Regions from separate parts of the Homo sapiens genome. Here region 1 is linked to region 2. Evidence: chromatin loops called from intact Hi-C (ENCODE). Cell type or tissue: chondrocyte. All regions are shown on one strand. Each heading gives the region's core, and the rest is flanking DNA. Links, peaks and the distances in the headings are about the cores only. Region 1 overlaps FRMD7 (FERM domain containing 7). Region 2 has its middle 54 kb from the start of HS6ST2-AS1.

Evidence for each region. Peaks named below come from ENCODE experiments on the same cell type or tissue, not always from the same donor. Only the 100,000 strongest peaks of a DNase experiment are listed, where the experiment ranks them.
Region 1: a loop joins it to region 2, with 4 times the contacts of the local background. A loop is called at or near these places in 41 of 110 quality-filtered maps.

The regions. Positions count from the first base shown.
Region 1 is chrX:132,087,609-132,099,056 of GRCh38, reverse strand. FRMD7 (FERM domain containing 7) reads left to right here. Exons shown (of 12, transcript NM_194277.3): 4 at 1,713-1,791; 5 at 4,918-5,015. Among named protein-coding and RNA genes, the nearest start is that of FRMD7, 35 kb to the left of the region's middle. RefSeq lists a silencer at 6,406-6,465. In chondrocyte, for the core only: a CTCF peak has its summit at 6,426; no DNase peak of the experiment used is centred there.
Region 2 is chrX:132,607,988-132,619,435 of GRCh38, reverse strand. No RefSeq gene overlaps it. Among named protein-coding and RNA genes, the nearest start is that of HS6ST2-AS1, 54 kb to the left of the region's middle. In chondrocyte, for the core only: CTCF peaks have their summits at 3,697, 3,905 (motif pointing right), 4,941 (motif pointing right), 6,260 (motif pointing right) and 1 weaker place; a DNase peak (open chromatin) is centred at 6,215.

The DNA of each region.
Region 1 (11,448 bases), core at 1,909-9,908, 520 kb after region 2:
TGAAATATTTTCTCCCTATATTTTACAATCTAGTGTGATGGTTCTCAAATTTCAGTGTGCATTAGGATCGCCTGAGTTTCTTGTTAAATGCCGATTCCTGGGCCTTATTCCTGAGTTGCCAATAACCTGCATGTTTACAAAATTCCACAGATGTTTCTGAGGCAGGCGGAGTTGTATCAGGACTTTGCACTGTTTTAATGTCTCTTTTACTGGTTCCTCTTCCTCTACCTGCTCTTTACATGTTAGTGCTTCCCAAAGTTCTGTCTGTTCCCACTGCATAAGGATCACCTGTCACATTATTCCAACAGCTTCCAAATTGATTCCCCTCATCCATCATCTACATTACTCCCAAAGAAATCTATTGAAAACAAAATTCCACAGATGTTTCTGAGGCAGGCGGATTTCTATCAGGACTTTGCACTGTTCCTCTTCCTCTACCTGCTCTTTACATGTTAGTGCTTCCCAAAGTTCTGTCTGTTCCCACTGCATAAGGATCACCTGTCACATTATTCCAACAGCTTCCAAATTGATTCCCCTCATCCATCATCTACATTACTCCCAAAGAAATCTACTGAAAACACCAACCTGATCACATCACTCTTCTTCTTAAAATGCTTTCCTGGCTCCCTACTACCTACCCTTCGAGGAATAAAGTCCCAATTCCTTAGGATGGTACACAAAGCATTGAACTCTGGCTACCTTCCTAGCCTTGTCCTTGCTACTAGCTACCTCGTATTCCTACCTCTGCTGACTTTGACAAAACTAATCTCAGATGGAGGCTTAGCAGATAAAATACAGAATGCCCTATTAAATTGTAATTTTAGATAAACAAAGAATAATTTTCTTATATAAGCACATCTCATGCAATTGTTGTTTATCTGAAATTCAAATTGAACTGGGAATCCTGTGCTTCTTATTCACTAAATCTGGCCACTCTACTCAGGTCTCAAGTCCTCTGGTAGGACATCCTTGACCTCCTCCAAACTCTTTCCTCCCTTCTGTGCTTCCCCAGTACTCAGTGCTTATAGCATTTTAGAGTGTTATAACTGTCTAGATGTCTGTCTCTTCTACTAGACAGTGAGCTCTTAGTTGTCTTTTTACTCCCAATACCTGCTTTGCAGATAATGGGCACCAACAAATATTTACTGAATCAATGGTGTTAATGCTGCATGTGTGCATTTATGTTTTGTGTAAAAGTTAATTTTCAAATGCAAGCAGGTGTGAAGATAAGTATATGTGTTTTCTTAATGTATAAGATAGAGGTATCAGTCCATCATGCTTTGAATTCTCTTTATGAGATACTTAGGCTTGGTAATGTACACCTGCCTCAGCTGAAGTTGAGCCCTTCTCTCAGTCAGGAATGCAGAATCCCAACTAGCAAGTGCTGTATTTTTCTGAATGGGATACTTAGGAGAGGACACAGTAGGCCTCAAAGGGGCACATTTATACAAATAAACTCGAAGGCAGAGAGGGTAGAAAGAGGGGTGGGAGAACTTTCCCAATCGCTATATACATAGAGACACAATCCAGAAATTGTGACACTTTATACATGTGATAAATGGAAACACAGAAGTCTGTAGGAGGGAGTGATGGGGAGGGGACGGAAGAGGAGAGCGGTGTGTGTGTGGGTGTGTGTGTGTGTGTGTGTGTGTGTACCTATAACTGTTGTGATGGACATTTAAATAAAACTTATGGAGATATTGTGTTTTAAGATCCTAAGGAGATTGTTTTCAAATTTATGGTGAAATTTTTCCCAGTGGACCCTGGACATCTGCGGGAAGAACTTACAAGGTATAGTGATTACCTGTGTGTCTCTGCATGATGTTACTTAAGAATCATTATTCTCCATTTATTGGGGGCAAGTGCTTCTGGCCATTCTCACAAAACTTGGCTTTAAGTCACTGTCTGGGAGATGGTGAGGATCTGGAGAGAGGATGGGCCTAGCTGGTTCCCCAGGTGTTCATCATCCAAAGGGTGGAGACTACAGGAAGAAAGAGGTGTGTTCTAGAAGTTCAAGCCTGGGTATCCACTTGGGGGTTATGCCATTAACTACTACAACAATGAATGTGCTCTCCTTCATGAATCTGTGTTTCAGTCAGAGAGGGCAGCTTAACAGCACGGGTATAATACCAGCCGATTTCCATGGAAATTGAAAATGTGGGGGTTGTGAATGTATCTCACAGAAGACAAAATAATCTGTAATGATGATAAATACTTATGAAAAAATGTCCTTCAGAATTACAAAGTAAACCTATTTCTGCAAAAATATGTTGTCAACAAAACATTCCTCAAAACCTTACTCTACTTTCTAGACTTACACTTTTTTTTTTTTTTTTTTTTGAGACAGGGTCTTGCTCTGCCTCAGGTTGGATAGGCTGAAGTGCAGTGGCAACCTCCCTGGCTCAAGCAACCCTCCCACCTCAGTCCTTGTGCCCTGCTTCCCGCCAAGGACTACAGGAACTTGCCGCCACGCCCGGCTAATTTTTAAGGTTTTTTTTTTTTTTTTAGAGATGGGGCTTTGCTATGTTGCCCAGACTGGTCTTGAGCTCCTGAGCTCAAATGATTCTCCGCCTTGGCCTCCCAAAGTGCTGGGATTACAGGCATGAGCCACCACACCTGGCTTAGATTTAGACTCCTATACGTGAAAGAGGTCTGAGAGATAATCTAATCGAGCCCTCTTAGTTTACAGAGGAAGAGATAGGTCATGGGAGCTAAAATGACTGTCCAAGATCACAGAAGGTTGCCAGTTATTCTCCCTGATGTCTTCCCCCCAAAAGAGTTCATGGCCAGTTCAATCTTTGCCCCTTTTATAAAGACTTTTCTGAGTGGCCTTTGCAAAAGTCGCTTTTTACAAGCCTCTCTTTCTGTCTTTCTCTCTCCTAATTCTCTCTCCACATTTGTGAGCTACAGGCCACTTTCCCAAATAACTTGATACCTTGGTATATATATGTATTTGCGTTTGCTAACCCATTTCAGTTGAGTTTTAAATTGTGACCAATTTTGATGGAGATAAACTCCCCCCACCTCCAAAAAAAAAAGAATGGGAAAATCAATGTGATGATAAATGATTCATCAGCTGTTCAGAGCAAGGATTTGGTATTTGTAGCAGGCAGCTGCCTTCTTAACAGCAAGGAACGTGTCAAATGACAAGAAGTTCCCTTTCTTTCATGCTAGGAGCAAAACGAAATTCACCTTTCCTTTAGCAACTAAAGCTGATTATTCTCATTGACAACTATATTTGAAAACAGGCAATGACAAAGGTTAGGCTTCATTTATTTGTTTCCCATTGGTCCATTTAAATAATACTTAACTTTAGTTGAGTCTACAAGGATGCCTTGTCTAGGCTAATACATGGGTTTCTAAGAGTGGTGTGCAAATGTAATTTTTCTAATTGAATCGTTTCTAATGTATAAGGAGAGCTCATAATTTGAAAGATTATAATGATGAATGCTTTTGTAAACTGAATAATCACCTGCTAATTTACTTGCTTTTTCAATCTAGATTTTCACATATCACTTGCGATTAATTTTGATTCACCACATTGCCTTCAAGGCTTAATTGGTTTTAAAAAAAGTACACATAGACCTTTATTTAGAAAATCACATTTTTATAGGGAAATGCTCATAGTACTCAGTGTTTTAATTTATAAAACAAAATATTGGGGCCAGACACAGTAGCTCACACCTGTAATCCTAGCACTTTGAGAGGCCAAGGTGGGGCAATCAACTGAGGTCAGGAGTTGAAGACCAGCCTGGCCAACATGGTGAAACCTCGTATCTACTAAAAATACAAAAATTAGCTGGGCATGGTGGTGCATGCCTGTAGTCCCAGCTGCTAGGAAGGCTGAGGCAGGAGGATCGCTTGAACCCCAGAGGCAGAGGTTGCAGTGAGCTGAGACTGCACCACTGCACTCTAGCCTGGGTAACAGAGTGAGACTCTATCTCAATAAATAAATAAATAAATAAATAAATAAATAAATAAATAAATAAATAAATAAAATATTGGAACCAATCTTGGACCATGGAAGAAGGTAATTAGTGGTAGGTAGTCTTCATTATGCACATTTCTTTACAAAATTTGATTCTCCTTTGAAAATGACTTTTTCATAAGTGTGGGATAAATGTTATCTGTTTAGCAGAGCCCTAGATACCAAGCTGCATTTCATAGGTCCCTGATGAGCATTTGGTGGGAAAAGGGGCAGTTTGGTTTAGTTCTTTTCAGCAAACATTAATTACACTAACTGTGTAAAATGATGTGTTGGGCACTGGTGATACAGAGAAGATGGTCCAGGCCAAGGGAATAACAGGCAGAAGCAGGGCCCCAAGTTCTTCATTTCTAAAACACAGTCTTTTGGATAGGAGGCAGCCTGAATTCAGGGGCAGACCTAAGTTCTAGCCACAGATTCACTATCCTTGGGTGATATGACCTTGTCAAAATCACCTAGCCCCTCTCTTTCTATAACTGTAAACTGGAGTGATCATTTCTTGCTCCACCAACCTCCTAAGTTGTTATGGTAGTGAGTACTTGATAGTGTTTTGTAAACAGTATGCTACTGGCCTCCTGAGTGCATTTATTCTTGCTTGATCTCCTATTCTTTCTAGCTGGGAATGTGGCTTTGCTACGTGGCAGAAACCACCAGAGGATGATTGGCCAACTTTCTCAATTTGGCAGGAGGATTTGGCCAGGGTGATTCCTAATGGCTGTGAGGCCTGCCAAAGTGTTCAATCAGCTGAGTTGTGGTCCGGGTCTGGTTTGGGGCTGAAGCAAAGCCTATGCATTACTCACCACCCCCAAAAAGGCATCTGACTGACTGGGGGCACCATTCCTTTCTTGAATCATCTTGGATCTGGGAGAAGGAAAATGCTTCTTTCTTATTTCTGTTTCTTTCTCAAGAGATTCTCCCCAATTTCTTTGCAGGTATCTTTTTACTCTTCAAATAAAGAAGGATTTGGCTCTAGGAAGGCTTCCATGCAGTGACAACTGTACAGCGTTGATGGTATCTCACATCTTACAATGTAAGTAGCAAATGTCTGTCTGCTTTGGGACCTATCAGCCAGGTAGAGAACCAAGCACAGGAGCTGAGCTCCCCACACATGCCCATCACTGTGTTAGGGTTTACAGGGGAGAGAAAGCCTGGATAAGATAGAGAGAAACAGCATGGCCTGAGCCTGAGTTTCCTTGTCTTTAAAATAGTGACAAGAATACCTTTGGTTCTGTGGATTAAATGTAAATGCTGATTTTCTTCTACCCCAGTCCAGCCTTCCCCTCCTACCGCCTCTGGGAAAGCTGTCCAGGAACTGGTTTGGGCTAATTTGGGCATGGGCTTTGCCAGACAGGTCCCCACTCCCTCTGCTTACCCCAGGATAATTCTCTGATACATGCTCTCTGTAGCACATTGTCACGTTTGTTGTGATTTCTCTGTTGCTCTTTATCATGATTTCAGAGAACAAAGCACAGAGTACAGCAGGTGGAGAGAGGTTAAAAGGGAAAAAAGCCCCAGGCATCTATTAGCGTTCCCCATATCCTAACAACCAACAAGTAGCTGGACTAGGCTGCATAACGAAGGTAGGTAGAAGGTGGTCTGGGGAACAGCAGGGGCCTTCCAGGGAGGGGGTGATGCCTGGCAGGCCAGGCTGCTGCTACAGCCCCAAGGGCAGGGTATAGGCAGCTGGAGATAGTATCTCTTCTAAAGCCAGCTGGACATTTTCTCCCTTCTAGAGAGGCCTCCAAAGAATAGGCTGTTTCTTACCAGTCCTGCAGGATCATAACTTCATTTTTTGTATCTTAAGTTCATTTTTGACCTCTGTACCTTACCTTTCTGATAGTCCAGAAATGACAGATTTCTAATTTCACCGGGAGCCCCAGAATGCAGTGCTTAGATAGGGACAGTGTCTGAATAAGTGTTTACCAAGTGACTCCTGGCAGGGACAATCAATGAGAGCCCTAGGATCTCAGAAAGGCAGAGGGCAGTAAGAGAAATGGTAATCATGGAAGGCTGTTGGAGAAGGTGGCTTTTGTGCTGGGCCTTAAAGGGACACATAGGAATTGGATAAGTACTTGTCAGTAAAGGAAACAGCATGAAAACAAAAATGGTGGTTAGACAAGAAGTGACGTATATAGAGGATGAAAAATGACCCAGTATAGCCCAAACATAGGGCCTGTTTAGAAGAGGTGATGGAAAATGCACCATTTTGAAGGGTCTTGAATGCCGAGGACACTAACCGTCATGTCCAGTATTGTACTTTGGCACTGGGGTGGGAGCATAGGGTAGAGCAGATAGAGGAAACAGTGCTAGAAGACATCCTTCTCCACTAGCTGCCTGTTGAGGCAGCAGTCAGAGGATTGGGGCTCCCAGGCAGTCTCTGACGGGGGAGCTCAATTTCATTCTTAACAGTTCTGCCTTATGGATTTGAGCATTCCCTAGTGGCCGTTTCAGGCATAGCACAGAGCACTTGAGCTTTTCTAGAGGATATTGTCTGTCAGTAGAAACTCTTTCCATGGAAAAAAGCTAAAGTTCCAACTAGGTAGTTCTTCGCAATTGATTGCAGTGAGACTATTTCACTAAACTCTAACGTAGTATGCAGAACACAACTAGATTGCTCTAGTTGTGCAATTTATTTGTCTAATTTTCCATTCATCTAATATTTGTTGGATACCTGCTATATTTTAAGCGTTCAAGAACCTCCACATTTATTTGTCTAATTTTCCATTCATCTAATATTTGTTGGATACCTGCTATATTTTAAGCGTTCAAGAACCTCCACATTCCAACCTTCTCGTCTCCTTTGTTTACACTTACACACCTCTCTATTCTAGCCAGACACTCCCTCCCAAACACAAGCTGAACATTTCAAATGAAGTGTCCCTCTTTTATGAACTCCCTCAGTAACTCTTCTTGGTCGTTAATTCAAGAAAATTGTATCATGTACCTACCACATGCCAGATACTATTATAGGCACTGGGAACACAGCAATAAACAGACAAAAATCCTTGCCCTTGTGGAGCTCACATTTTGGCAGCGGGGGAAAATCAGACAATGACCAAAATAAGTAAATAAATTATATAATGCATGGTAGCAGGTGATAAGAGCAATGGAGAAAAATGAAGCGTAGGAGGGAGATGGAAGAATTCTGGGGGCAGATACTGAATATTTATATTTTTAAATTTTATTCTTTTCTTCTTTTATGGACAAGAGTTAACATCGGCATAAATATTATTTTTTGAGATGGGGTCTCACGCTATCAGCCAGGCTGGAGTGCAGTGGGGCGATCTCAGCTCACTGCAACCTCCACCTCCCAGGTTCAAGTGATTCTCCTGCCTCAACCTCCTGAGTAGCTGGGATTACAGGCACATGCCACCACACCCGGCTTTTTTTTTTTTTTTTTTGTATTTTTAGTTAGAGACAGGGTTTCACCATGTTGGCCAGGCTGGTCTTGAACTCCTGGCCTCAAGTGATCCTCCCGCTTTGGCTTCCCAAAGTGCTGGGATTACACGCGTAAGCCACAGTGCCCAGCCAGCATAAATATTTAAATAAGGTGGACAGGGTAGGCTTACTGGGAAGATGACAGCTAAACAAAGACTTGAAGGAGGTGGGAGGGTAAGCTATGCAACAAAATCATGTGAAAGAGAATCCTGGCAAAGAGAGCATGCAGTGCAAAGGGCCTGAGGTGAGAGCATGCCTGGGGTGTTCAAGAAACATCAGAAAGGCTTTTATGGCTGGCTGGAGCTCAGTAAGAGAGGAAGAGAATAAATATGAAGGTCTTAAAAGCATATTAAAGGGCCAGGTGTGTTGGTTCATGCCTGTAATCCCAGCACTTTGGGAGACTGAGGTGGGAGGATCGCTTGAGGCCAGGAGTGCATATCCGACTGGCCATCTCTTTTTTAAAAAAGCATATGAAAGACCTATAGCATAACTCTAAATGAGCAGATAAGCCATCGAAGCAGTTTAAGCAGAGGAGTGAAATAATCTGAATTAGGTTTTGACGGGGTCCTTTTGGCTGCTGTGGTGAAAACAGACCTCAAGAGGAAATGGTGGAAGTGGGGAGACTAGATAAAAGGATATTACAGGAGAGAGAGACCATGGTAGTTTGGACCAGCGTGGTAACAGTGAAGGTGCTTATAACATTTGTCACCTTCTGTTACTGGAGCTATTTACTCATTCGTATGTCATAGTTGTATTCTTAGGTTGCTATAGTCTTGTATGGAGAGAAAAAAAAGCACAGTCTTATGTGCTTTTGTTTTTCTTAGGGTCAACGTGGGATTTGTGGTTAATAAACTGGAAAATTGGGGTGTGTGTGTTTGTGCATGTGATTTATTTAAAAAAACAGCTCTATTGAGGTATAATTTACACATCATAAAATTCACCCATTTTAAATGCACAACTCAATGATTTTTAGCAAATTTACAGAGTTGTGCAAGCATTACCGCAATCCAGTTTTAAAACATTTCCATCACACCAAAAGACATCTCTCATCCCTACTTGCAGTCACGCCCTGTTCCCACGCTCAGCCCCAAGCAACCACTAATTTGCTTTCTGTTTCTGTAGATTTGCCTTTCCTGAACATTTCATGTAAATGAAATGATAAAATATGGGGTATTTTGCATCTGACTTTTTTCACTCAAAATAATGATTTTTAAATTAAAGCATGCTCTAACATGAGCTGCAACAGTTTGTTCCTTTCTTTTGCTGAGCAGTATTCCATTTATGGATTTACCACTTTTTTTTTTGAGATGCTCACTGCAGCCTCCACCTCCCGGGTTCAAGCAATTCTCCTGCCTCAGCCTCCTGAGTAGCTGGGATTACAGGCAGGCACCACCACGCCCGGCTAATTTTTGTATTTTTAGTAGAGACAGGGTTTCACCATGTTGGTCAGGCTGGTCTCGAACTCCTGACCTCATGATCCACCCACTTTGGCCTCCCAAAGTGCTTGGGATTACAGGAGTGAGCCACTGCGCCCAGCCACATTTTGTTTATCTATTCACCTGGTCGTGGACATTTGGATTTTCTTCCAGTTTAGCTATTATGAATAATGCTATAAGCATTGGCACACAAGTGTTCTTGTGGATACAAGTCTTCATTTCTTTTGGGTACATTCCAAGGAGTGTAATTGCTAGGTCTTATGATATATTTATATTGAACATTTTCAGAAACTGCCAATTCAAATTGTTACAATAACATTAGAAATGTACAAGGTTTTTGACTTCTTCATACCTTCACTAACACTTGGTATTGTATATCTTTTTGATTATGACCATTCTAATGGGTATAAAGTATCTCACTGCAATTTTAATTAGCATTTTCCTAATGACTAACGATGTTGAGCACAGTTTCATGTGCTTATTCCAATGTTTTCTTTGGTAAAATGCCTAGTCAAATCTTTTGCCCATTTTTAAATGAGTTTTTATATTATTATTGAGTTTTAAGAGGGTTTTATAAATTCTGATTAAAAGTCTTTATAAGATATACAATTTGCAATTTTCTCTTCTAATCTGTGGCTTGTCTTTTCATTTTGTAAGGATATCTTTTGAAGTACAACAGTTTTAAAATTTGATGGAATTTCACTTTCTGTGTAGTTTTAGTGGATCATTCTTTCGGTGTTGTATCTAAGAACTCTTTGCCTAACTTAAGGTCAAAAAGATTTTCTCCTAGAACTTTTATAAATTTACCTCTTATAGTTAGATCTATGATCCATTTTGAGCTATTTTTTTGTACGCTTGCATGGAGTATAGTGTGAGGTAGGGGTCCGACTTCATATTTTTGTGTGTGGATGTCCATTTGTCCTAGCAACATTTGTTGAAAAGAATATTATTTTTCTTCATTGAATTGTCTTGGCACATTTGTCAAAAACCAATTGACCATAAATGTAAGGAGTTACTTCTGTACTCTCACTTATGTTCCATTGATCTATATTTCTATTCTTATGCCATTACCACACTGTCTTAATTACTGTAGCTTTGAGGTAAGCTTTGAAATAAGGAAGTGTACACATTGCCCAACTTTGTTCTTTTTCAAAATAGTTTGGTTATTCTGAGATCTGTGCATTTCCATGTAAATTTTAAGGTCATTTGTCAATTTCTATTTTTAAAAGCCTACTGGGATTTTGATGGGGATTGCATTGAATTTATAGATTATTTTTTGAAAAAATTGCCACCATAACAATATTGAATCTTCTTGTCTGTGAACATGAACTATCTCTTCATTTATATAGATCTTTTAAAAATTTCCCTTGGCAGCATTTTGTACTTTTCAGTGTGTAAGCCTTACACTTCTTTTATTAAATTCATTCCTCTGTATTTTATTCTTTTTTGATGCTATTGTAAATGGAACTTTTTAAAATATCATTTTTAGATTATTCATTGCTAGTATATATAAATACAATTGCTTTTTATATATTGATCTTCTATCATGCTACCTTGCTGAACTCATTTATTAGTTCTAGTAGTTTTTCATAGGTTCCTTGGGATTTTTTTTCTTTCCTTTTTTTCCTTTTTTTTTTTTTGAGACAGGGCCTCACTCATTCACCCAACCTGGAGTGCAGTGGCACGGCCATGGCTCACTGTAGCCTTGAATTCCTGGGCTCAAGCAATGCTCCCACCTCAGCCTCCAAAGTAGCTGGGACCTGGGACCACAGGCATGTGCCACCACACCCAGCTAATTTTTACATTTTTTGGTAGAGATGGGGTCTTGCCATGTTGCCCAAGCTGGTCTCGAACTCCTGGGCTCAAGCAATCCTCCTGCCTTGGCCTCCCTGAGTGCTAGGATTACAGGCGTGAGCCACCACGCTCAACCTTGGGATTTTCTACATGCAGGATCATGTTGAGTGCAAGTAAAGACAGTTCTACCACCTTCTTTTCAGTGCAAATTCTTTATGTTTCTTCTTCTTGCCTGACTGCACTGACTAGAACCATCAGTACAATGTTGAATAGATGTGGCAGGCACTTGATATCTTTACCTGATTTCTGATCTTAAGTGAAAGCATTTAGTTTCTCACCATTTGGTATATTCCTTGTTTGTTAAGTGTTTTGTTTTGTTTTGTTGATTGTGAGTGGGTATTAGACTTTGTGCAATGCTTTTTCTCCATCTCTTGAGAAGATAATGTGCGGGTTATTTTTTTTTTGTCCTTTATTCTATTATCATAGTGTATTATAGTCATTGGTTTTCATATGTCAAACTGACCTTGCAATCCTGAGATAAATTCAACTCATTGTGTATAATCCTTTTCATATGCTGCTGAATTCAGGTTACTAGTGTTTTGTTCAGAATTTTTGCCTCTGTATTCATGAGGAATGTTGACCTGTAGTCTTCATTTCTTATGATGTTTTTGTCCCGTTTTGGTATCAGGGTAATATTGACCTCATAGAATATGTTGCTAAGTATCTACTCCTCTATTTTCTGGGAGAGTTTGTGAAGAATTGGTATTTATTTCTTCTTTGAATATTTGATAGAAT
Region 2 (11,448 bases), core at 2,411-10,410:
TCAGTAATTATCAACTCAGCCAATCTAATTTAATCTGTGTCCTCACTAATTTCCCTACAATCTGTAATATATTAAAGCAACTCCCGGACATCATCTGTATATATTTTGTTATGTATGTATCTCTGAAAGAAGCTTTATTTCATTTTTCTAAAAACACTTGCAGGTAAACTTTATTATCTCCCCATTATACAGAAAAGTAAATGGAGGTTCAGGGAGGAGTGTCTCAAGCCACATAACTAGCAAGCGGCAGGTCCGAGTGTCACACCCAGGTTTGTCTACCTCCAAAGCCTTTGCTTTGCTGGTGTTTTCTTTGCTAAAACTGGAGCTTTCTTCTATAGCAAAAACTTCTTCCAGGACAGCACTGGGGAATGGAGGGCCTTGAGCTCCTGATACTGCCAAGCTAGGAAACCATTCCTGGCTTCATTAATAATTAACAGCGGGTTCTTTTCCAATGAGGAATATTCACAAAGCAACTGCCTTCTTTCAGGTTCTTTGGACATTGGTTCTTTCCCTGCTCAGTACTTGGCCCTGGACCTGAAGATAGCCAGTTCACATTTTTTGGGAGGGAATTGCCTGGTACCTTATCCTTGGAGAGGCAGCTTGGGAGCCCCTGGTCCTTGAACACAGTGTTACTACACCCACAAATATTCTTCAAGTGTTCGTAAATGAAAGCGGACAAGCTTGGCCCTTGGTGTCAGGGTTTTTGACCAATAATTCTGTGTTTTGCTTTCCACAGGCCTAATTCCTGGTCCAACTGGAGGGCATTAGATAATACTTTTAATGTTCAACAAAATAGTTTGGTCTCTCTGGTCTGAGTTGGGCCCTCTGTGCTTTATATATTGCATTTCTTACTAAAAACCATCACTATACACAGTCTCTACACTGTACTTTTGTAAATCGAAGAGAGAATGTGATCTCCACACTTCGTGGGTGGGATACATCTGAAGCAGCAAAATTTCTTTTGAAATCATCAAAAAGCATTTTTAAAGCTTCTTTCAACTCCGACACCATCATACAAACCCATGTCAAGTTTCCACCCCTCTTTTTCCATTTTACCTTGAGGTCCAGAGAGAACAATTGACTCGCCTAAGGTCACACAGGGAATTAGTGGCAGAGCTGAGACTAAATCTCAGGTTTCTCTGTGGCTAGTGTTCACAGCACTACACTAATGTTTTAACAAAATATTTTTTAAAGGATTTCTATCTTACTTTTCTTTTGCACACTCTGTTCCATTTCCTAATGGAATGGATTTCTATTACAATAGTATAGTGGTCAAGAACACAGTCTCTGGAGCCAAATTTTGGGGGTCCATAGTCCTGGCTCCACCACATATTAGCTGTGTAACCTGAGGTAAGTCACATCATCTTTCTGAGCCTTACTTTCCTCATTTCTAAAGTTGAATTTATAACAGTATTCACCCCATAGATTTGAGGGAATGATTAAATGAATTAAAGCATGCACCGTATTTTAGAGCAGAGTTCTGGTGCTTGGCAATTTAATTGGATCAATAGTGGCAAACATTTCCAGCACTAAAGCAATTGATTATTGTTTTTGACTAACATGTTTTATTCATTCAGTACATTTTTATGGAACACCTACACTGTTTTTCTCAGTAGGGTTTTACATTATTTTCCCCATTCATTGTGTTCTGATAGGTTACCCAGTAATTGAATTCACCATAGCTAAAAGGAAATGCTTCTACCTGAAATCCCTGCAGAGACTAGATTTCTTTTTTGCTGGACATTTTCTCTCATTCTCTTCTCATAGAGTCTTGTGCTGCATTTTACACATAGTGGGCACTTTTTTGGACAGAGTAACATCTGCCTGAAGTTGGCAGATGTCTTTTTTTCTGGTGGATAAGAACAATGTCAATGTTGATTCCCAACAATGCCTACTAGTTAATGGATGCATACGGTGTCCTCGTCTCTGTCCTTCGGATTCCTTGTGTGTTGCATACAGCATTGGCAATATATACATCAACCACATGCTCTGCATTTTCCATGGCAATCACAGTTTCTATCATTTTATTCCACTGTGTATCTACATGCTTCAGTATTTGTCCTGAAAAACTAGGGAAATCTGTAGTATTAGTACTAAATGTTAATTTTTTTGTGTATTTCATTTTAATCCCTGGCGATGCATAATCAATGAAATGGCATCTTTGTAAATAAAGCACACCCAGTGAATATCTTCAAGCATCATTCCTAATTATTTAGTCTGGCATTCAAGGCCTTTCATGATCCGGCCTCTGTTGACTTGCCTGTCCCATCGCTTAACACTTGCCTCTCACACTCCAGGTATGAGCCATGAGGAGCTCTTTGAGTTCTCCTCTCTTGCCATCATCTCTCATTTCACCTCTAGACATTTTGCATGTGGTAATCTCTGCCTTCCATGCTATTCCTTATCTGTTTCACTCTATTATTCTCCATTATCAGTGAATGCTCCTCCACTCAATAATACACACACACCCCCCTCACACACATGCACACATACACAAATATGCATGCATGCAGATACACCATCTTAGCCTAGTTAATCCCTACTTCGCCTCAGACCCTGCTCAGATGTTACCACTTCTAGCAAGTCTTCCCTGACCTTCCTGAAACCGAATTTAGTTTTCTCTCCTCTGTGCCCCGCTCTCACTGTGTCAGCTGCCATCCCAGCACTCATTCCAGTAAGGTAAGGAATAGTATTTTGTGTGATGAATTAGGATCCTATCTGCCTTGACTTAAGTACATTTTCCAAAACTTGGTAGGTGTGTGTGTAGTTTTGGGAGGTAATAAGTAAGACTGCCTGTGGCCATTTCCGTCACTCATTCTCATGGCCACTCATTTGTCTCCTTTACTAGATTGTTGGCTTGGGGAAGGCAGAGAGGTGGACTATGCCAGTCACCTTCATAGAGCCACACCTTGTGCTGTGCCTTGGTAGTCATTCATTCATTTATTCACTTATTTCACAAATATTTACTGAGTCCCTAACCTACTACATGCCACGGTCTGCTCATGCCGGGTATTCAGACATGAATAAAAGAGATGCAGTATCTGCTCCTGTGGAGCTAATAGTCTAAGCATTGGAGACTGATGTTAATCAAAACATCTTCCAAGCCAATTAGAATGCCAAACCATGCTAAGTGCCACGAATGAAATATATAGAGGAAAGTGATAAAGGGTAACAGAGAGAGTACATTTAGGTTAATGGAGGAAGGCTACTCCAGGAGGTAACATTTAAATGGAGACATGAAGGATGAGAAGAAGCTGGCCATGCAAAAAGGCATGCTGTCACAGGAGAGGAAGAATGTTTTAGATACCCAATACAGTAGTGGCCCCTTATCCATGAGGTACATGTTCTCAGACTCCCTGTGGATGCATGAAACCATGGATAGTACCAAACCCTGTATATACTATGTTTTTTCCATCTGATAACTGAGATGGCTACTAAAGTGACTAATGGGCAGGTAGTGTCTACAGCATGGATCCACTGCACAAAAGGATGCATCATATCTTAGGCAGGATGGGGCAGGAAGGCATGAGATTTCATCACACTCCTCAAAGCAGTGTGCAATCTAAAACTTATGAGTTGTTTATTTCTAGAATTTTCCACTTAATAGTTTCAGACTGCAGTTGGTCACAGTAACTGAAACCATGGAAAAGGAAACCACAAATAAAGTGGGACTACTATACCATGTTTATTGAATGAATTAATCAATGAGTGATGGAGATTGAAATGAATTCTGTTGCAAAGGCTTTTGTCATGAAGGATCACTCATAATAGAATTAGTCATCCCTGATCTCCATGTTTTCTATCTTGAGTTTCCTCTGCAGTGGCCCTGGGCTATCAGCAGGCCCATATCAATCCTCCGGCTGGTGGTTCTTGAGGTTATGGAGTCATTTTCAGCAGGGGGCGCTCTATCTCAGTCATCCACGCAGCTCACTTTCTAACAGGCCCCAGTGCACATGATCCAGCATACTGACCCCTGGTCTTGGGCAGCCTCCCAACTTAGCAACTCCTCCCGAGGAGCTCTCTTCAAGCAATAAACAGCCTTTCATGTGACTAATTAGGATGTTGTCCTACCTGATTTATGTACACTTTGAAAAACTTGAAAGCAAGTAGTCATGTCCTTGGAGGTGATAAAGTAGAGTGTTTGTGGTTCTTTCTATACACAGTTAGATATTAGATCCTTGGTCAGGAAGATTATCTGACAACACTTTGAACCTCTCTTACAAAGCTTATCACATTTTGCCTTACATTTTATTTTTGTGTGCCTAACTTATCTCCCTTACTGAACTGTAGATATATTCTTTAGGGTAAGAATGTGCTTTTTAGACACTATCCATCTCCCATTATTGACTTGCCCATAGCAGACACTCAAGACATATGTTTGGATTAAATTTTTTCCGAGAGGAAATTTATGAGGCCTTGCTTCATTGAAGTTATATTCTTGGAAAAGCTTCACTAACTTCAAGGGCAGCTCATGGTGTGGTGGGTTTTCTTTGTGTGAGGCCCTTCCATAATGTGGCTGTATCCATCAGGGTTCAATGAGAGAAACAGAACTACAAGTATGCACGCTTAACTATAAAGAGATTTGTTTCAGGAATTTGAAATCACGTAATTGTAGGAGCTGGTTAAACCATCTTTGTAAGGTAGTTTTTGGTGTCTGATGTTGAAGCTTGACATCTACAGGATGGGCAGTTGGGAAGTGAAGATGGATGTAAAGTTGGGGAAAGCAGGAACCCAATGGAAGCTGCGAGGATTAACTGAAACGCGTGTTAATACTTGCTGCCTTGACCTTGATGTCACAGGCGGCCAGCAGAGACTAGGACACTGTTACAGAGACCAGCACACACACACACCTGGCCCAAAAGTTGGAGAAGGAGAAAGAGGATACAGGGAGAGATGGAGCAGTTGCAGGCCCAGCCATGCCCTGACACCAACAGAGGGAGCCAGAACATAAGCAACAAGGTGTGTGAGCTGCAAAATTGTTGCTGCTTCCCCTCTACCTTCTGAATGGCCCCCAATAATCTGTCTTGTGGACAGATGATTAGAGTGTGGACACTCTAATCAAAACGTACAGGAGAAGGGCCAGGCACCATGGCTCAGGCCTGTAATCCCAGCACTTTTGGAGGCTGAGGCAGGCGGATCACTTGAGGTCAGGAGTTCGAGACCAGCCTGGCCAACATGGTGAAACCTCACCTCTACTAAAAATACAAAAATTAGTCAAGTGTGGTGACACGCGCCTGTAATCCCAGCTACTCAGGAGGCTGAGACAGGAGAATTGCTTGAACCCGGGAGGTGAAGGTTACAGTGAGCTGAGATTGCACCACTGCTCTCCAGCCTGGGTGATAGAGTGAGACTCCGTCTCAAAAACAAACAAACAACAACCGAAAGAAAACATACAGGAGAGAGAATGCTGGGAAATGTGGTCAAGCCTACCCAAGTTGACACATTACAAAGCCAAGGCAATGGCCTTGACTCAGCCCTTACTCTTTAGAGCTTGTGAGTTGTCAAATGCTCCATACTCCCTTACAAAAGAAGGCAGTGACCTGTTTTCGTCAACACTGCCTGAGTGTGTCATATATTTCTTGTTTCACTGATCCAGCCTCAGTCTACTTTGACGGAAACTCTGTTAAATATGTCACATCATCATACACCTCAGAGACATACCATTTTACTGACTTCGTAAGGTGATTTCCATCTGTAGTGTTTAAGCTGATTTTTGTTTGTTTATTTGTTGCTATTGCTTTTAATGAGGGCATTACTTTGGGTCATTTTTACTGCTGAAGCAAAATATGTCTGTTTCTGTCAAAATCACTTCAGAAGCTATGTAGTATTACAGGGGAATTCTTTTAAAAATCAAATACAGAGCTGCTATTTGGGGAAGATGATATCGATGATTGAAGGGAATAGGACCTTTGTGCAGTATTTATTCTGGAAGTCCCATTATCTGAATTTCAGGATTTCTGATTCAGCCTTTAAAGCCGGTTGAGGCATTGAGGCAGTCCTGACAGGGTGTGTAGGCACATACACACACACACGCACACACACACACACACACACACCCTCTAAAAGAGAGAAAGATAAGAAAATACCATGGATAAGCTTCGCTAGCATTGCCTTTCCTTTCTAATTTGGTGGTTGGAAAGAGGCAAAGAGGAGACAAGATGGTGATAGACCGGTTGCAAGGTTTCAGCAGAGGGGACCTTGGCAGGCTGCCTACGAGCAGCGAGTGTGCAGTTTCCAGGCATGGCCACAGGATGGTGCAGTGACTGTGCAGATGGTGTATGGCACCAGGAGGGAAATCAAGGCCCTCTAAATATTCAGTGTTCTTGTTCTTGTTTTTCCATATGGGACCTAAACATGGGGAAGATAGCAAACATGGAAGAGAGCCAGGAAATGTAAGTGTTTTACCAAATATCATCCACAGTGTTTGAGAATAAAGAAAATCTATTTACACCCATCCTTGGCACTGAAATCCTGGTGAAGGGGACCGGGTATGCAATCTGTAAATCTGTCAGCTAATTATGAGCTCGGTTTTGTCAGTTATGCAGCAAGCTACTAAACTGTGGTGCATATTGGCACTTTTTATATGACAGATTCTGTTCCCATTGGACATGCGTGGTGGGCTATGGGTGGGATGGGACACAGATTTTTTTTTATCCTTCTTACTACAGACTTTTCTCTCAAGGCTGGATTATGAGGTTCTTTACATTATGCCACATAAATCCTGTACAGGGTGGTGAAAGAAATATCAGTACAAGATGGCTTATGAGTCTCAATTCACTGCAGCCTCAATCTCCTAGGCTCAAACAATCCTCCCACTTCAGCCTTCCTCCCGAGTAGCTAAGGGCTACAAGTGTGCCCTACCACTCCAGGCTAATTTTTTGTTATTTTTTATAGAAATGAGGTCTCCCTATGTTGCCTAGGCTGGTCTCAAACTCCTGGCCTCAATTGATTCTCCCGCCTTGGCCTCCCAAAGTGCTGGGATTACAGGCATGAGCCATAGCACTAGGGATAAAGATTGTTTTACGATGTTACAATACATGGAAGACAAATGATAGTCTGCAAGAAAATAACTATACGACATATGACAAAGGATTCACATCCATAATGTACAAAGAACTTATATAAACCCATAAGAAAGAGATAAACATACCAAATAAGTATAAGTCATTAAACAAGCAATTCACAGAAAAAATATAAACTAACATTTGAAAAGGTGCTTAATCTCACTGGATAGTGTAGGTATTGATAATGGGGAAATGCAGGTCCAAACAAAAAGCATTATTTTTGCCTCTCAGACAGGCAAAAATAAAAATAAAAAATAATATCCAGAGGTTTTGATAGTATCGACAGATACTGTCATATATCCTTGAGAGTAAATTGGAATAGCAATTCTGGATGGCAGTTTGGCAGTTTCTATCAAAAATTCGAATGCATATGCCAAGAAATTAGACTCTGAGGAATGTCTCCTCTCCTATAGAAATATTCAGTATGTGCCCAAATTTGTGTATACAAAGCCTTTCATCACAACATTAATTATACTAGAACAAAATGGAGAAAATGAGAATCAATCTAATTGTCTATCAATTAGGCCAGTAATAAATAAACTATCAATACCATAGGATATGCAGTTGTTAAAAGGAGTGAGGCAGAACTGCATGTGCTGACATGGGCCAATCTCTGGTCTATGTACTTAAAGAACTGTGTGTGTGTGTCTACGTACTTAAAGAAGTGTGTGCGTAAATATACAGAAACAGACCTGGTAGAACACACTCCAAACTGATAATACTAATTAGTTCTAGCTCTGCGGAGAGAATTTGAATTGCCAATGTGAAGGAACATTATCATATTTTGCCTTATATACTTCTCTCTATGTTTTTAATAATGAGCAGGTATTAACATATTATGAAATTTAAAAATAAATTTCTTTAAAAAGACATTACCAGGATTATAAGAGTTATTATTTCTCTTCTCAAAGCTTCACAGGTACCCAAATAATCCTCAATAACAAATCAAAAAGCTAAGACCTGCATGAGATGGAGATTAACAACTACATGCTCCTAATACCCCTTAATTTTGTTCTTTTCAGGCCCACACAATTCACTTGTATTATGAGTGTTTCCTGGTTGTCATCTGGCAGTAGCTCTCCGAGGGATGATGTGAGGGTCTGGGGGGAGGAACAAGAGAGATGACTGGAAAATCATGTTTTTCTTACCTTCAGCCTCCTTTGTTGCCTTAACTAATTGAAGAATGTTTTTCTCTTGACTTTTTGTGTCCTGTCTCACTTTAGGGCTTTCTAAGTCACTTAACACACAATCATGTACTTTTTAGTACTTGTCATCAGAGTTTTGTGATCTGGCTAGATTGGCCTTTGGTATAAAGCATTCCAATTTGCTTTCTGGGGCTCTGGGGAATTCTTGCTTCAGCCAACTCTATCTCTTATTCTCCCTCCTCTTCTTTCTTCCCCTGGACTAATAATGACAAATCCATTCCTGGACCTGTAGAATTGCCCCCACACTTCCCTTATGACCACCTGGAAACTTCTATCCGGGTTTTCGGCTTGTTGAAAGCATTTGCCTTCCTATTCTGCATTTTCTTGAATGCTTGTGATTTCTGAGTGACCTGTATGTTCTTGCACCATGGTAACATTCCATCAAGATTCTGTCCACATTCAACCCCTTGACTATTTACCCTCACAGAAAAAAAATGCCATGACGAATGCCATCCATTTTAGCTGAGTATTTTACCTTTTGCTGAGTTGTTGCCTTAAACATATTCCTAAGGCATATTTGGCAATTTGTGGCCTGGTGTACTTTTTTCCAACAGGCCTATGGATTGCTAGTCACATAACACCGTCAGATCCTGACCTGCAGTTATATTTGTAAGTGACTTTTCAGCTTTCTCCACTGGCTCCCCTTATCTGTACACTTATAAAGAACTCCTTCTCTGAGATCCCCATCATTTACTTACTCTCTCATCTTCACGCTCTTTGACCTCCTTTTTGTCTTATTCTAGAAGGTGCTACGTGTCAAAGATTAGTGTCTTATCTCCCTTCTTCCCTTCATTCCTATATTCTTCCAAATCTGTTTTCGTTTTGCTGTTAGAGGTAGAGGATAAAATAGTTACCATTTATCATGTATTTTCTTATCTCTGGGTTTAAAAATCTTCATTCCTTTATTTTCCTGTAATTAACAGGCATGTTTTCTCTTCCACCCACTGAAGTTTTGATGAAAATATTAAATTGTATCAGACTTAGGTCAGTTCCCTGAGAAACAATATGCACTGTGATTCCCTATCTCTGGTTCTTACTGAGCTATCAAAACCCAGCTGGTCACTATCATCCACTAGTGCCACTTGTATGTGGTGTGAACAATATTTTTCAAGCTAGTTAATGAGTAGGTCACGGCTAGGAGCAGAATCAAAAGCCTTTCCAAGGTTAATACATATTACGTTGTTTGCTGCCCCAAATCCATTAGGCTTGTCATCTGTTACCCAACAAAAATTAGATTGGGTCAGCATGACTATTTTCTTCATAATGTAGTGCTGATTGTTACTCAGTACTCTGTGCTATTCTTATCGTTCTTTTTATTTTCATTGAGGAATTTTAAAAACATATTATCCTGTGAGTAAAATTGGGTTATTCAATCTTTCATCTCTATGTTGACTCTCTATCCTTTCTGAAAAGGTAGATTTTTTTTAGTTGGCTTTTTCTAATCTCCAGGAACTCCGGTTTCCAAGAATTTCCAAAGATGAGACATCTCTGTAATTCTTCAAAGGATCAAGATGCATTCTTTGCACACTTTAGGGTGAAAGTCCTGCAAGACAGTTTGGAATGTTCAGTATCAATTGGCATTGCTCAATATGAATTCTGTGCATATGGAGAGTTAGGCAGCTCATGGCTGCCTGCTGTGATGGCTAGTGTGTGTGTGTGTGTGTGTCTGTGTGTGTGTATGTACATTAAAATTTCCTTTTACTTTAGTGTCATGGTTTGAACTACCTTCCCACACAGTCCAACACAAAGACCCACATTATTTCCCCTTCCTTCCATGCAATAAAGAATACTTTCCCATACATCTGTTCCTAGTAGGAACTTATTCCTTGCTTTGGCTCTCCCCATTTTCTTTTTAAATGTAGCTGTCTCAAATCTATTGTGGGCAAGAGAAAGGTATTAATAAATAAACCCACTTTCTGAATGTTCACCAGGTAGATCTGTCACAATCCACTTATGCCAAGGACTGCAATTGTTTGCTCCTGGAAGTAGTGCTGGGGGAGTAGGCTAATGCCTGAGAGAGCCCCCTTCTAATCCTACAGTGAGGTGTGGCACCCAGAGTTTAAATGAGTAACCTGCAGTTTCATAAACCCCATGCTCTTTCTCTACATAGTGCAATGAGTCTTTTGAAATAAATATATAAAAGAAACCTGTTCTCTGACCTTTGCTGTTTAGATGCCTCCCTTGCCTGTGTCATGACTCTGTGTTAATTAATGTAAGTAAAATGTAAACATTAGAGAAGTCATTTTGTGGATGCAGACCTACCAAACCCATCCTCACATTTTCACATACAAAAGGAAAACTTCTTGCTGGAAATTTTCTCTAATCATTTTTGCTTTCTATCAGAATTAGAGGGAAGACATTGCAATACTATTACAAGCAATAATAACTAACTTTTATTGAGTGCAAGTTTCAGGCTTGGTGCTAAGCTGTTTTGTGGAATTAACTTCTATTTTATACCTGGCATAAATGGAAGTTCAGAGAGTTTAAGTGACTTGCCCATAATCAGATGGATAAAGAGTGGCAGAGTTGGCCACTGTTTTGTAGGGCTAGAGTTGGGCAGTCCTAGGGTCTCACATAAGTTTTTTGGACATTTTATTGTCCATGAAGTCAGAATCCATCTTATAATTCATGGCATTCTAGATACTTTTAAACAGAATTTTAAATAAACTGTTTTCCTTTCCTTTCCTTTCCCTTTCCCTTTCTTTCCTTTCCTTTCCCTTTCTTTCTCTTTTCTTTCTTTCTTTCTTTCTTTCTTTCTTTCTTTCTTTCTTTCTTTCCTTCTTTCTCTTTCTTTCTCTTTCTTTCTTTCTTTCTTCTCTTTCTTTCTTTCTTTCTTTCTTTCCTTCTTTCTTTCTTTTTTTTCTTTTCTTTTCTTTTTCTTTTTTTTTTCGGAGTTTCACTCTTGTTGTCCAGGCTGGAGTACAGTGGTGCCATCTTGGTTCACAGAAACCTCCACCTCCCGGGTTCATGAGATTCTCCTGCCTCAGCCTCCCGAGTAACTGGGATTACAGGCACCCGCCACCATGCCTGGCTAATTTTGTATTTTTAGTAGAGACCGGTTTTCACCATGTTGGTCAGGCTTGTCTTGAACTCCTGACCTCAGGTGATCCACCTGCCTCAGCCTCCCAAAGTGCCAGGATTACAGGTGTGAGCCACTGCACCCAGCCCACAGTATTATT